2 separate regions of the Homo sapiens genome follow, and region 2 is linked to region 1. A link is a contact called in ENCODE Hi-C data. All regions are on one chromosome and are shown on one strand. Each heading gives the region's core, a stretch centred on a gene start or an enhancer-like site at or near the end of the contact. The rest is flanking DNA. Distances are from core to core; before and after follow the strand shown.

Region 1 (5,085 bases), core at 1,661-4,160:
CTCCATTCTCACAGCTGGCAGAGAAAGATCATTCTAAAATGGATCCCATCAGACCACTCACATGCTAAACTCTTCCATGGCTTCTCACAGAATTCAGGGTACCTTGCTCACTCCTTAGCTTGCTGCTCCAAGTTCTTCAGGCTTGACTCTTTAGTTTCAAGTTCCTCAACCCCTGCAACCCACATGAGGAAGCTTTCCTCCAAGATGGCTGCAATCAAATTTCCTCCCTCCTTCTGTAGGCAAGCCATTCCCCTACTAAGGTAAAGGGCTCTTACTCCCCTCCCCTTGGATCTGGGTTGGCTGCAGTGACTTGCTTGATCATAAGAATGCAGGAGTATGTTCTGGAACTTCCAAAGCTAGGTTACAAAAGGCTTCCTAGCTTTTTTTTTTTTTTTTTTTTTTTTTTTGAGATCGAGTGTCACTCTGTCACCCAGACTGGAGTGCAATGGCGTGGTCTTGGCTCACTGCAACCTCTGCCTCCGGGGTTCAAACGATTCTCCTGCCTCAGCTTCCAGAGTAGCTGGGACTACAGGCAGGTGCCACCACACCCGGCTAATTTTTGTATTTTTAGTAGAGATGGGGTTTCAGTATGTTGGCCAGGCTGGTCTTGAACTCCTGACCTCGTGATCTGCCCACCTCAGCCTCCCAAAGTGCTGGGATTACAGGCATGAGCCACCGTGCCCCACTGGCTTTGTAGCTTTTACCTGGGCTTCTTGAAATACTCACTCTAAGATTATTTACTCTGGGGGAAACTAGCTACCCTGAGACTGCCATGTCATGAGAAGCCACATGGAGGAGCCCTGGATAATGAGATAATGAAATATGTAGAGAGGAAGGGAAGCCAAGAAACACCAAGGCACCAGAAATGTCAGTGAAAAAAAATCTTGAAAGTGAATCTTCAGCCCCAGTGGCCGTAGGTAATGCCAAGTAAACGAGAGATGAACCATCCAGCTGAGCATTTCTGCATTACTTACCCACAAAATTACAAACAAAACTAAATGGTTGTTTTGGGGTAGTTTGTTATACAGCAATAGACAACCAGGAAGTCACTTCCTCAGACAATTCTTTCAGACCTTGAAGTCCACCCTAAGCTATCATGCATATTCCCATGCCATCGTCCTTGCACCTGCTACTGTCTCTATCTGAAATTACCTTTCCATTCTCTGCATGGCCAACTCTTGCTTTTTCTTTGGAAACCTAAGTACTACTTTCTTTGGCAAGACTCTTTTTTTAATCTTTTCAGTTTGTGTAGGACAGGTCCCCTCTAACATTCTTTCAACAAATATATATTAAGCTTCTACTATGAGCCAGACACTGAAGCTTCAACAGTGAAGCATATTTCCATGTTGCTCTATGGTTCCCTGTTATATCAAAGACTGCATTCTGTTTGAAATGGCTTCTACCTTTATCTCACAACAAGCTCGCCGAAGGCTGAGGCTGTATGCTTCTCTATGTATATCCTGGGCATCTGGCGTAGTGCTAGTACATAGTAGGTGCTCAATAGATTCCAACTAAATTAACAAATGAGTTGTGATCTTCAGCTGGTGTTTATATGAACACTTGAGTTTAGGTTTGGCTGATTTCTGCCAAGTCCAGCTTCCTGAAGTGGAAGCATTGTCAAAACCCTGAAATGATAGTGGTGGGAATGAAGTCTAATAGCAAACTTTCTGGTTTGGGTACCCTTCAAATGCAAATGCACCAACACTAAGAACCCAGAGTTGGAAACCCTTTAGAATGAGCACTGGGACACACTTGTCCTGAAATGCACAAGAAAATCTTCTACTTTGATGGTGAGAGGGAAGATCAGCAGATGCAGCATTCACATCAGTCTGCACTACATAGGTATATGAACCTCTGAACTTAGTCCCTCTGTCTCTTCTGCCCTGGGGGTAGCAAACATATAGGCAGATGGGAGGAGGCCAAACTCCAAAGGCTTTCTGTTTTGTTTTGAATATACCAAGCAATCTGAGAAAGAGAACTTGCTCTTAAAATGAAAGTAATGTGTGCTTGCTTGGGGCTGGATACAAAAGAAAGATTTATCAATGTTAAAAAACTCCATCTGTTTTTAGGAAGCTGCCTTGTGGTTACCACTTCTTGTGCCTATTATTTCATGCTAAGGAGCCACACAGACCGTGTGGCAGTTTTTTGCCATTATGGCACAGAGAGAGCAAAAGCCCAGAGCCCGGAGAAACAACAAGCAGTTTGTCTATTATCTCAACCAGGGCTGAATTTACCTCCTTCACTCCAGGACCTCTGGCAATGACCAGAGACATTTTCAGATATCATGTTGGGGTAGGGGTGGGGGTGGGGGACTACTGCCTCTAGTGGATAAAAGTCAGGGATACTGCTAAACCTCCTACAATGCACAGGACTGCCCCCATTACAAAGAATCATCCAGCTCAACGTGTTAGTAGGGCCAAGATTGAGAAACCCTGGCTTAAGGCACTGGTTTCAAGCTTCAGTGTACATCAGAATCACTTAGAAGGCTTTTTAAGACACAGGTTGCTGGTTTGGGAGCCATGGAGTAGGGCACAGGAATTTGCATTTTTAACAAATTCTCAGGTGATTCGGATGCCGCTCCTGGGACAAACGTTTGAGAATCAATTGTCTAGAGTTTCCCTTCCCTAAGTAGTAGAAGCTGAGTGTGGGTACCACTTGCTGGGGCATGAAGGGAAGGTCTAGGAAGGGGGTCTCCATATAGGCCTTTTGGGGGTCCTCTCTGGCCTCTCAACAGGAATCTTTCCTTTGGGTCAGTGAAATTCATACTAATTCAGTGTAAACACCTACTCTGGGTTGGAACCTGAAAAGCAAAACAAAAACATTCATGAAAGAAAAAGCAGCCTGAACCAGGAAGGGAAATGAGCTGCAACTGGGGTCAATTTTTTGGCACATTCCACGGGACTCACAGAGCAGGTAACAATAGCTCCAATTCTCCAGAGGGGCAGCCAGATCAACAAAAGTTCAATTAGTAAGTCTTGGCAAATAAAGGCAACAAACAGTTTGGCAATAATAAATTAAGTCCATGCTTGGCTTTCACCCAGGCTCGTTACTGTCTCCCTGCCAGGCTTTGTGAAAGAGTGGCTTTGAAGGCTCCTGAAAAGGGTTCATTTCTTGAACAATTCTTGCTTTTGTTTGCTGCCATTCTCTTCTTTTCTTTGCTCCTTTCTTCACTTATCATGAAGGGCACTCACAGGAGCATTCGGCTTCTGTCCTCCCAAGAGTATGACGTTCACTCCTCTTCTTCCCAAGAAGGTACAAGGAGCCCACTGTCAATTCTGCTGTCACCCATAGAGGACATCCAGGGATGAGAACTAAGGGACTGCAGATTCAAAGAGATGAGCTTTCTAGTTTAAAAATTCAATTTCCAAGAAAACAGAGAACAAAGGCTACTGACGCTTAGAGACACTGCTTCCATTTTGAACATGTTTCTAAGGATAAGGAAATGAAATCATTTGGTGAACATGCCAAGCACCTTGAAGCCTTGCAAATTATAGTGTGGAGTCCACATTCTCCAAGTCCTCTGTGTCCCCTAAGATGTGGATATTAGCATTAATGATAATGATAATTATCTAATATTTACCGAGTTTTCCTGTGTGTCAGATATACTTCTAAGCATTCTACATCTGTTCTTTTATCTATTCTTTTTAGGAAAGCCTGCAGGATTGATATTTCATTATTCCCGTTTTGTAGTTGAGCAAATAGAGGCAAAGAAAAATTAAGTGTCTGAAATGGGGTCATTTTATTTTCTTTATGAAACAGTGCAGCCTGATTCTTGCCAATGGTGTAATCATTCTGTGCTATGTGGATATTCTCCAACTTGTAGAGTGTCCTGTAGCAGTGGTGTACTCTCAAGCAGATGTCTCTACTTTAGGCAAACATGTTGTGAGATACCAACTCTTACCACCATTGAGTGAGGTCCTGCTGGCAGTTAGTGTTTTAACTGTGCTTTGGCTGCTACCACTGATGATTTGGGGACAAGGAGTAATGCTTGGGTTGTACTTAGGCAGCACTGAATTCACAGAGAGAACATAAAAGGGAAAAGAGACCTGCCAACAACAACAAAATGAAATGGCAGATCTAGTTTAATATGTTGGGAAATCCAGTCCCATCGGGTGATTTTAGGTTTGATTTTACTGATCATCAAGGTCACCCCTTACTTGCATTCCCAGTTTCCCAGTGGAGGCAGTGGAGGCTAAGAGGATGAACCTATCCAAGAATACACAGTAAATGGTAGAAGTGAGACTAGAACTTGGGACCACTGACTTTCGTTCCTGTGTTATTTTTATTATTCCACTCAGACTCTCCCATTGGTACATCAGTGGTATGAGCCAGATGGAATTTCTGGACACAGAGGATTTAGTAAAATTCACAGAATCACAGAGTCTTACTGTCTGGAGAGATCTTGCCTGGTTTAATTGCCTCCCTTCTCGAAAGATGCAGTGAGAGCCACAGGGACATTACAGGCATTTCTCTGTTTCTGCATTGAGAGCTGTGAGCTCCACACCCCTGGGGCTGAGGAGCATTGACTAGCCCAGTCAACAGATGGTGTGGGTCCCCTTGTGCGCTAGGCACTACCATGTGTTACGGGGTCAAGTAAAATGATGCCTTTTAGACAATGTTCCTATAAGAGCCTAGGATCAGAGACCATGTCCCCAGCTTCCACAGAATATCGAGAGAGAAGCAGGAAATCAATATGGGGAAAGAAAGTTGAAGTTGGGTTGCAGGGGTTATAAATGCCAGGCCAGACAATCTTAACTTTACTCTGAAGACAAGGAGGGACCACTAGAACTTCTTAAGTCGATCTTTGATATGGATAGAGTTTTGCTTTGGGAAAAGGAAGATGGTGTGATGCCCAGACTTGTGGGCCGATATCAGATGGCAGAAATGGCAGCTAGATTACTGTAGCCATCCAGACAAAAACTAATGTGGTGACTCAGCAATTTTGCATGTAGGATGTATCAAATAGAAATGAAAACCTAGGTCCATGTAAAGGCTGTACATAAATGTTCATTATAGTTTTACTCATGATAGTCAAAACAGAAACAACTCAAATAAATGTCCATCATTTGGAGAATGGATGAACAA
Region 2 (5,223 bases), core at 525-3,024, 63 kb after region 1:
TGTTCTATGTTGTATCCCTAACACCTAGAATAGTACTTGGAACATTACAGATCCTCAATAAGGTATTTATACAAGGAAGTAATCAATGAATGATCTTGTAGAATTCTAACCACAATCCTATGAGCTAAGTCTGTTACTGTCTTCATTTGGTAATCAAGGAGACCAGGCTACAAAGAGATTATGTCACTTGCTCAAGGAGATAGTATGAAGGAGTAGAGCCTGTATTGAGATCCAGGTCTGACTTCACAGCTTCAGCCACGAGGCCATACAGCCTTTAATGAATACATCTTTGCTTCTCAGAGGTGGTATCTGTGCTCCCCCCAGGAAGGGGGCTCATTAAAGTGTAGATTATTGGGGTTTACCTGATATAGTGAAACAGAATGGGTGGAGGGAGAGTAAATGGTAAGGAAAGGGATGAGGTGAAAAGAAAAGAATCATCTGTCGCAGATATCAATTCCCAAATGGATGAGTCTGGCTCCTTGACTCCTGTCTAAACCCTCCCAGAGAGAAAGAGATGCAGAAGCAGCTGTTTTCACAGCAGACCCCATGAGATCTGGAATGCTTTGATGCCCAGGTAGGAAGATAAATGTCAGTTTGGCTCCTTTTGAGTTACTGGCTCTGAGACTACCAAGAGACACAGCTCTGGCTGATACCAGAATTATTATGAAGGACATAGAGGGACTCTCAGGTATCAGACTTCAACACAGAGGCTGGAGTGCAAAACAACAGGGCTGTGTGCAAATGCCTATAAAACATCACCTGGGACTCCCAGAAAGCCTTGGAAAGTGGGCAGAATTTGCCAGAATCTGAGTTTCCATGTTTAAGTGTGGGCAAGTGCTAGCTACTGACATTAGAATTATTATTGTGATTGTGATTTCATTAATAGCCACAAATATTATTTTTCCTCTTTCAAGGTCTCTGTTTTCTTTGTGTGGTTGGATCTGGGGCGGTTCTGCTCCCTTGGGCCAAGCTGGTCTACTGGGCTATCCCCCTCATGTGAGCCAGAAGGGCAAGGCCAAGGTGCCATATTAATCTTTTCTTCTCAGGGACTATCTATATTTCTCTGGTGGTTTTAAACAGAAAACACACACACAGATACACACACACGCCTTGAATTACACAGGAAGATTTAGAATCAACTCAGAAGTCCCACCTCCTGGTGTTCTCTCTCTTTGGACATGGATGAACTGCAGAGAGAGAAAGGAACCTTTTGTCCTTCCATTGGTCCAGGCCCAAGCATCTTGCTGTGCCTAAATTCCACAGTGTCACAGGATTTGAGTGAAGTTGCCCTTCATTTCTAGTAGCCAAGCTTTCTTGAGAGGCCGCTTCTGCGTATTGAGCTGTTAACCCGCCACTCCTTTATTTACATATCAGTTAGATGAAGTTCACCCACTCAGATTGTGAAACACCTTTCATTGTTTTTGGCGAGTCACTCTTCAGGTGCAGTTAAGAAGTCTTCATTCTGGGGGGTTCAAAAGTGTTTCATACCAATGTCAACCCCATTGTTATGGCCCTAAGTAAAAACTGTGACCTGAGAGATGAGAAAAAGTCCCAATAGGTGAGGTAAGTAATTAAACAAGTGACTGCATTTTATTGTGTAAATTACACTACATTTACTGTAAAGCTAAACTGCCAATAGCCCTTATAAAGTCTCAAAGGCAATGACTTAACCATGAATAGTGAGTTCCAAAGATGCAGAACAGAACACGTTTGTCCTTTAAGTGCTATTGGGAAAGACAAACTAAATTTGAAAAAGGCAGCTTTCCCAGTCTCCAGTCACTGAAGATTTGGCTTGGCTTCAGAGGTGGAATTCTGGTTTCCCCCAAAACCTCCCCAGTACTAAGTTATGCAAATCTTAGGTGTAGCAAGAGTTGGGCATGAAATCAATTGCAGTTGTGGACTGTTGGTAGGTTACGTGTGACTTGGTAGAATGTTCTTTCTCTTCTTCTGGGCCATTTTGCTCCTTATTTCCCTGGATAAGATAGGCATGTGATAATCACTCTCAGACCTATGTGTTTACAGAACTCCAGGGAGCACCATAACGATAGGATACAATTCAATGTTGCCCCCTAGAGTTGGACAATACACCAACCCTGATGCCTTTATAATGGGGCCATTCATTTGTCTGCCAAAAACAATGTCCATAGCCGGTTGGATATTCCATTCTAGCATGCTTTTCCTACCATGTGGTTCAGGTTAAGTGATTCTTTTAGCCTCAATTTTTTGTTTACCTTTACCTGTTCTTGATTCAGATTGGGAGCTTTCATCCAGTACCAAGGGTTATGATATGCAACATATGTCACAATGAAGACTGGTGGGGAGTGAAAGAAAGACTATTTTCTAAGCTTTTCTGAAGAGGCTGGAACATTTGATCTGAAAAAGGTGTGAGAACTGGCTTTGTGATAGAAAATAGTGTTTTGGATCCTAGATCTTGTATCTTGCATTGAGATGAAATAAGTGCATGGTGTTCCTGGCAGGTGATGGGAAAAGGCAATCTGTGCCCCCATATTCTCCAAGCTAAATAGGTTGGTTTCTTCTTTCAGCAGGCCTTTACTTACAAGAACAGCTGGTTTCTTTTGGAAGCATGCATCCAACTAATCCTCCACACAGATACTTGGCTTCAACAGGGAAAATAAGTTTGCCATATTCAGCATTAAACGTGATTGCACTTGCCTCCAGGCCTTTAAAGAAGCAGGGTTGCTTTATCCATTAGTTTCTATAGGCATAGTGCCTAGGCTGAGGCCCAAGAACATTTCAAGAGATGGTTAAAATACTTGAGATCTGGAGGAGAAAAATAAAGAAGAAATATTTTGATTCCATTGAACAATGTGATACCAAAATTTTTAAATGTGTAGTGACATAGCTGCAAATTATGACATAGGCTAATTTCATCAATTATTAAATTAAGTATTCATAAACATCTCATTATAGGTGCAAGCATTTGTGGATTAGTTTTTCTCACTTGAATCGTCTTACAGGTACCCAATGATTGCTAAGAAATCATAACCAATTTTGAATCAAAGGAATTACTAATACAAAAATAATTTGAAAACCAAATTAGAAAAAAACTACATTTTTTTGCCCCCAAATTATATTGGATGTGTGTACATCTGAATATGTTTCATAAGATATGGGAGGAGCTGCCTAGGACTTAGGGACCCTCAAGTGCTCTGGGTAAGGGTCATTTCCCTTCCCTGGGATACTCTCTGTAATTGTCTATACAGTTCATGTTCTTTCTCTGCTTTAAACTTTTAAAGGAAATTCCCTTTTCTTTATTCTAATCCACTGGGCTCCTTGACTATTTCTTTAGCAACCAAATGTAGAGAGACTTCACATTTACTTGTGTTATGGACAACTTACATTCGTATATTTTTATTTTGAGGCCTTTCTTGAATCTATTATATGTATTTATGCTATATTTCAACTAAAGTGAGATACTTGGATGGAAAATCATTTATTTATTTATTCATTCATTCAATGAAACTACCATGTGTTGGGTGCTTAGAATATGAAGTTGAGTAAAGCAAAATACTTGGCCTGTTCTTTCAAGACATTCACAATCTCGAAAAGAAGGTAGGCAGGAAAGAAGATAAGTTGCTGCACAATTGCCTCCTGGCTGTTGACTATCTGTTGCTCAGACTGCTTCTGGGCTCAACAAGTTTTTATTTATTTAATAAGCAGTTTCTGTGTGTCAGCACTATTCTCAATGCAGATGCTGTTTAACACTCTTATGAATTTATTTCTCGAGGCAGTCCTATGAGGCATTACCATTATCCCCATTTTGCAGATGAGGACAATTGAGACACAGAGAAGTTGAGTAATTTGCTTAGGGTCCTTTACACAACAAATAAGTAGCAGAGGCGAAATTTGAACCCAACCAGCCTGGCCCCAGAGCCCATACTGCTGGTTTGTAGGTTATGAACTAAACCATATGATCAGTACTAGTGGGGTTCAGAAAATGTTTCATAACTAATTAGGCACAGTTCAGATGAAATAGGCAGGGAAGTCTCCACTAAGGAAGTGATATTTCAATTGCTTTGTATGCATAGAAATTTGTCCAACAGATACATTTGGAGTACAGGATTAAGGAAAGGCATTCCAAGTAGAAAGAAAAGCCTATGGTATAGTCTATATAGATAAAACAAATATGTACCAATATTTGTTTTGAGAAATGCAGATAGTGTATATGGCTGGAACTTACTTTGCTTAGAGGGGATTGATAGAGATGGGACATGAAAGGAAACCAAGGAAAATCTAATCTTGTTGATCATTGTAAGGAGTTTGGCTTTTGGTCAGTTTTGATTTGGGTCTGTTAAATGTTGGTTGCCTCCCCTCCACTTCTACCCCTTCAATGAAAGAAAATATTGATCACTTTAACTATGCAGAAAAACGATTTTAATATGAATGGAAGAAAATGCCACAAAGTCACAAGTCAACCAACAAACTAGAATAAAATATTTGTACTGCACAGCACAGTCCGTTTTTCTTAATGTACTAAGTGTGAATACAAATCATTACAAGATTAAAGAAAAAGACCAACAAATCAAGAGACAAGCACCGAAACAGAATTTTTTTTTTTAAAAAAGGCATTTAAACATTAGTAAAGGTGCTTTGCCTACTTACAGTAAGAGAAATGCAAATGAAAACAAGAATAAGATATCATTGTCACTGTTGGTTCAGCAAAGACTGAAAATTTGGTAACACCCTGGCCTGGCCAGAGTTTGGGGAAACAGCCACTCGTATTGCTGGTAGGATGGTGACCTGGCACAACCTCTATGAGGTTTGTAATTGAGCAGTATCTACCAAAATCACACATGTACATATTTTTCAACCTGACAGTTATACTCCTGGGAATTTATTCTGCAGGTAGATTCACACATGGGTATGATATACTTACAATGATATGTATGTTATAACATTATTTGTAATAGCAAAACATTGAGGAACAAACCTAAACTAATAAAATTAAATAATTGATTAGGTCTCTTACGTGCATCCATATCATAAAATTCTTTGCTGTCTTTTTTTAAAGAGAAAGAGGTGGGGTCTCACTTTGTCACTCCAGCTGGTCTCGAACCCCTGGCTTCAAGCAATCCTCCTGCCTCAGCCTCCCAAAGTGCTGGGATTACCTATGTAAGCCATCGTGCCCAGTCACTTTGGTGTCTTTAAAGAGCAAGTCTGTCTGATATGTATCAATGTGGCAGAATCTTCAACACCTGATTT

What was found. Hi-C counts contacts between places; a loop is a spot of excess contacts on that map. Pooled maps may share reads with other maps.
Region 2: a map of Calu3 shows a loop between it and region 1 (3-fold over the local background). The contact joins two enhancer-like sites. A Hi-C loop is called at or near these places in 4 of 168 maps with a recorded cell type or tissue (Calu3, astrocyte of the cerebellum, endothelial cell of hepatic sinusoid and 1 more) and 1 of 50 pooled maps.

Annotation. Positions count from the first base shown.
Region 1 is chr11:34,789,966-34,795,050 of GRCh38, forward strand. All of the region lies in intron 6 of LOC102723568 (a long non-coding RNA gene), which reads left to right. Among named protein-coding and RNA genes, the nearest start is that of APIP, 120 kb to the right of the region's middle. Within about 2 kb of position 2,911, at least 4 of the 41 ENCODE cell types and tissues checked have a DNase peak (open chromatin) inside an H3K27ac peak, as active enhancers do.
Region 2 is chr11:34,853,862-34,859,084 of GRCh38, forward strand. The region is part of intron 6 of LOC102723568 (a long non-coding RNA gene); the gene reads left to right. LOC105376624 (a long non-coding RNA gene) reads right to left here. Exons shown (of 2, transcript XR_931185.2): 2 at 1,560-2,781. Among named protein-coding and RNA genes, the nearest start is that of APIP, 60 kb to the right of the region's middle. Within about 2 kb of position 1,775, at least 5 of the 41 ENCODE cell types and tissues checked have a DNase peak (open chromatin) inside an H3K27ac peak, as active enhancers do.